2 separate regions of the Homo sapiens genome follow, and region 2 is linked to region 1. A link is an interaction called in ENCODE POLR2A ChIA-PET data of the cell type or tissue named here. Cell type or tissue: endothelial cell of umbilical vein. All regions are shown on one strand.

The links. Peaks named below come from ENCODE experiments on the same cell type or tissue, not always from the same donor. Only the 100,000 strongest peaks of a DNase experiment are listed, where the experiment ranks them.
Region 2: POLR2A ChIA-PET joins it to region 1 with 10 read pairs; 2 of 35 experiments call an interaction of 5 or more read pairs at or near these places.

The regions. Positions count from the first base shown.
Region 1 is chr7:143,304,104-143,306,603 of GRCh38, reverse strand. It overlaps CASP2 (caspase 2), which reads right to left. Exons shown (of 11, transcript NM_032982.4): 10 at 1,821-1,930; 11 at 1-1,664. The coding sequence ends at 1,533. Among named protein-coding and RNA genes, the nearest start is that of CLCN1, 11 kb to the left of the region's middle. In endothelial cell of umbilical vein, a CTCF peak has its summit at 949 (motif pointing right); a DNase peak (open chromatin) is centred at 973.
Region 2 is chr7:143,432,537-143,435,036 of GRCh38, reverse strand. The region is part of intron 2 of EPHA1-AS1 (EPHA1 antisense RNA 1); the gene reads right to left. Among named protein-coding and RNA genes, the nearest start is that of TAS2R60, 9.7 kb to the left of the region's middle. In endothelial cell of umbilical vein, no CTCF peak of the experiment used is centred here; a DNase peak (open chromatin) is centred at 1,046.

The DNA.
Region 1 (2,500 bases):
AAGAAAGAATGGAAGTTTTTTTTTTTTTTTTTTTAAAAAAAGGTCTTGCCCGGGCGCAGTGGCTCACGCCTGTAATCCCAACACTTTGGGAGGCTGAGGTGGGTGGATCATGAGGTCAGGAGATCAAGACCATCCCGGCTAACATGGTGAAACCCTGTCTCTACTAAAAATACAAAAAAATTAGCCGGGCACGGTGGCGGGCACCTGTAGTCCCAGCTACTTGGAAGGCTGAGGCAGGAGAATGGCGTGAACCCGGGAGTTGGAGCTTGCAGTGAGCTGAGATCGTGCCACTGCCCTCCAGCCTGGGCGACAGAGCGAGACTCTGTCTCAAAAAAAAAAAAAAAAAAAAAAAAAGTCTTAAAGAACAGGGAAGTTGGGAAGTTTCAGATAAGCAGGGATAAAGGTTTCTAGGTTGAAAACAATAACATGTATGGCACTGAAATAAAAGCCACATAATATCAAAGGAGAGTTTAATACTGAAAGAGAAAGCAGGAACAAAGAACTACATTACATCTTTGAGCATTTACATGATCCTGTAAAGCAGGATTCTAGACAGATTTGGTGGCAGCAGCCAACAGGATGAAATGAAGGTAAAGAAGGGAGAGATATGAAGCAGGGAGATAAGCTAGGAAGCTTTTCTAGAAATCTAGATATGAAGTGCAGGTTGATTGAATGAAAGTGGGAATAGTAAGGGAGAGAGATGGACGTTTCTCAGGAAGGAAAAAGACAGAGAGGTGGTTACAGAGTCTAGGGAAACACACCATTCTTCCTGGCCTTCTCTGATGCTCCCCACGAGGCTCATTTCAGTAACAAAGCTCAGAGAAACAACCAACGAAAGATCTTTGAGACTTCCATGGGCAAAGATCAATAAGGTACAAATGCAAGGCAATGTTGGCTGACAGGCTGCGGTGCCTTGAGCCCAAACGAGCCAAGAGTGTCCTTCCACTGGGTGGCGCTGCAGTACTGAAGGGAACGCACAGGCCGCTTCTGGACACTGCAGCAAGGTGCGTCTCTAGTCATGTTTGCTTCTTCAGAGCCAAAAGATAATGTCTACATTAAATTTGGACACCTTCCAAACTCTCACTCTAGGACAAAAAGGGCGGAGGATATGAATGAAATAAAAGATAGGAGATGGTCTCTCAGACATCTTAACTAATGTAATAAAAGCAATCACTAAAGTGCCATCTACAAAAGCTGGAACTGAACACAAATATGGGGAATTTATATGCCCTCTCCCCATAACCACACTGTGTTTACAACTTCACTTGTCAGGCTCTTCAACTGCAGCTGAAACATTCCTGGCAATAGGTCCAACCAAGGCTGGCTCTACAGGCAAAGGGCTTCACAGAAAAGGAGCTGGCCTGGAGTCCCACACTCAAAGGCAGAGATGATGGGCACAGGAAACAAGTCTGGGAGATTCCCACATCCCTGAGGGGGCAGAACAGAAACCGTGCATCCTGAAGATCAAAGGCTCTATCACACCTCCTGTGGTCCAGTGGCTTCCACTTGGCGTGGATGATGGGGAGGTGACATCATGTGGGAGGGTGTCCTGGGAACAGGTAGAGGTGGCGGCACAGAGTGCTGCAGTATTCAGACATCTCCTTGCACCGGTGGAATTCTGTGCCAGGAGCATAACCTTCCCGATCCTTGATAAGTGCGTTCACCTGGAGGGGCAGAACCAATAGGCCCAAGTCTGAGAATCTCGGGCTTCAGGAGAGCAGCAAACGGGAAGGGGAGACGGACTATGAAAGAGCATTCAAGAGAGGAGGAAAGTAGAGCACTGTGGAGACACACAGGGGTCACGGAGCCCGCTGGCTCACCTTAACCAGCATGTCGGCCACGTGCATATCACAAGCCCGCTCAGAAAACACTTGAGCAAGAGCCTCGATGTACCAGGAACCTCGTTTGGTGTTCCGCATGGCGGCAGTCCCTGCAACCAAAAGGGCATTAATCACAGTGTGAATGCCATCACACAGCTGCACTTCCCAAACTAGACTCGGCCATGACACCTGCACCCTCCCTAGTCAGAGAACCCAGCATGAAGAATCTAAGTCTAGGAGGGTACTCTTTTGGATTATTGGCATACTTTGGAGATACCGTAGGTCTGTTTCCAGACCAGCTTAAGAAAGTGAATATGGCAATAAAGCAAGTCATACAAATTTTCAGGTCTCCCAGTGTATACGGAAGTTATGGTTACTATCCTACAGTCTATTAAGTGTGCAACAACATTATGTCTAAAACATGCATATGCTGTAATTAAAACATACTTTATTGCTGAAAAATGCTAACAGAGGCATGCCAATAGAAAAATGGTGCTGACAGATGCTCAAAGGATTGCCACAAACCTTCAATTTGTAAAAAGCAGCTGAGCATCCCAAATCCAAAAAATCTGAAATGCTTCAAAATCTGAAACTTTCCAAGTGCCAATATGATGCTCAAAGAAGGTGCTCATGGGAGTGTTTTAAATTTAGAATATTTGGATACGGGATACTCAACTAGT
Region 2 (2,500 bases), 130 kb before region 1:
CAGCTTCAGCGTCTTTCTTTAATTCTTTGCATGTCTTCCTCTGGCTTCTTGAAGACAACAGCAATGAGTGGCTTCTGCATGCTCCACAGCATTTTGGCTCGTCTCAAAATCCTTTGGCCGGAGCCCAGATTCATGATGTCATCAAGAAGCGAGCTGAGGCCATGGTACACACGCCCTGTTGCGGTCACGTGTAACCAAGTAGACATCTAATGTTTGCGGGCAAACTTCATGTTCTCTGCAGAGGTGCCAAAGCGTGCACTTTGCCAGAACAAGTCTTCCCCAGGACTTTTCCTTTCTACAGTTGATAGCTCTAGAAAGTAAACATTTTCTCCTGTTTCAATACTCTTCTATAAGAAGGCTGAAAGAGTACCTTTCCCGCAGGCACCTGTTTATCCATCTCTCAGTGCTTCACTAGATATATCTTATGGGGGTCCCATGTCCCATTCATAGTCTGCCACCAAAAGATACCATAAGCAAGATGATGTTTTAGGTTTTTTCTGTTTTTCAAGAGTCCTTCGAATGTGAAATAGCAATCAAAATACAAGGTGTTTCTCACAAAAGTTTGGGTCACATTTCTCTTTTTTAAAGGTGTCTCATTCCTGCAGCTGAAGCTAACGAATTATTTTCTGCAGCATGACTGGAGATAGTTTTTTAGGATGAAGTCTGAGTCTTCTGTGAAATGGTAGTAATGGTAAACAGGTAACAGCAGAAGACTGGATTAAAATGGAAGATTCTGCAAAGAGCTACTGGCACTTCCCTCACGTTAGTCCTCTACACCAGTAAAGTGCTTTTTGGTTTCTGTTGATTCGTTTGTTTTTTGTTTTTATTTTCTTTTTCTTATCACATTCAAGAATACATTCTTGAATTCTTAGAGAATGAATTCTTGGTTCATCTTAGAGACATACAAAAATACATTTCATTTGACAGGTTTCTCAATCTTGGTGCCCATTCCCAACTGAACCTTTGAGTGACGTGCATTGCATAAATACTTCCACGTATTTCCATGGCTTTATCGGGTAACTGATGGCCCACTCCAGGGAAAGGTGGAGGAAAAAGGAAATAACAATGTTTTTAATGGCTAGACTGCACATAAATGTTAAGCTAAACTATGCACAAATTTAATAATGATTTCCCTGCAAGATAAGCCCTAAATATTTTTTCTCACCCTGAAGACTTCCTCTGACTCTTATATTTAAGTAAGTAATTTAGAATAAACATTGGCTGTAATAGCAATCCGGCATAATAGAGAATTTTAGCTTTCTGAAAGTAAATTTGGGAATTTCTAACATCTTCCATTATCAAAATGTGAATGTACAGTTGAATATCGTTTAATATTCAGGTAAATCTACAGACTTTCCTCTCAAATAAAAAATAGCATTTGATAGTTATTTTTGTAATTATAAAGTTAGCCTGCAAGGAAGTTGAGTCCAATTCTATTTCAACTAAAAGATCTTTAGAATGAATCTTTCTCTTTGCCTTGCTCCATTCGAGCATTTAGAAGCAATAAAATTAATCTCTAAAGGAATAAATCAAACGTTCTTCCCATAATGCCATGAACTTCACTCAATGTCTAACATCTACTGGAGGGATAAGTTATGTTCGATAATTTCTAAATCAGTGGTTTACAAATTATGCTTTCCAGGGAGTTCTCATGGTAGGGAAAGGGTAAGAGGAGAACTGAGAAAGTAGAACCATAAACCCTCATTTCCTTTTCAAACACAGCAGTCCTGCTTATATGTATTTTATATACTGAGCTTCTACATACTATTTCAAAGAAAGAACTCCATTGCAAGAAACAAATTTTAAACCGCTACCATAGATAGATCCAAAGTCAACAAGAGGGGTAAGGACAGATTGCATCAACCCACCTTCTTTCCTTTGCTCCCCAAAACTCTTCTAAATTAACTGTGAAAGATTTTTGAGGCCAAGTGCAGTGGCTCACCCCTGTAATCCCAACACTTTGGGAGGGCAAGGCGGGCAGATCACAAGGTCAGGTGTTCAAGACCAGCCTGGCCAACATAGTGAAATCCCGTCTCTACTAAAAATACAAAAAAAAATCAGCTGGGCATGATGGCATGTGCCTGTAATCCTAGCTACTCGGGAGGCTGAGGCAGGAGAATTGCTTGAACCGGAACCCGGGAGGTGGAGGTTGCAGTGAGCCGAGATCACGCCACTGCATTCCAGCCTGGCCTACAGAGAGACTCCATCTCAAAAAAAAAAAAAAAAAAAAAAAAAAAAAAAAAAATTGAAATTAAGGCATAAATCCAAATAAAATAGATAGAAGAGTGATCAAAGATACAACAGCCCTAAGAAAACAGAATTCTATCCAAGCAGAAGGAAAAGTCAAGAATGAACCGACTTTTACCCAAGATTTGCCATACCAGGTTCCTCTAGAGAAAAACTAGTTAAAAGTCAGTTTAAGATTCAGATTCCCAAATCACTTTGTATACCTGGGCAACCACCACTCTCTCACCCTAGTATTGTCTGGAAAGGATAAAAT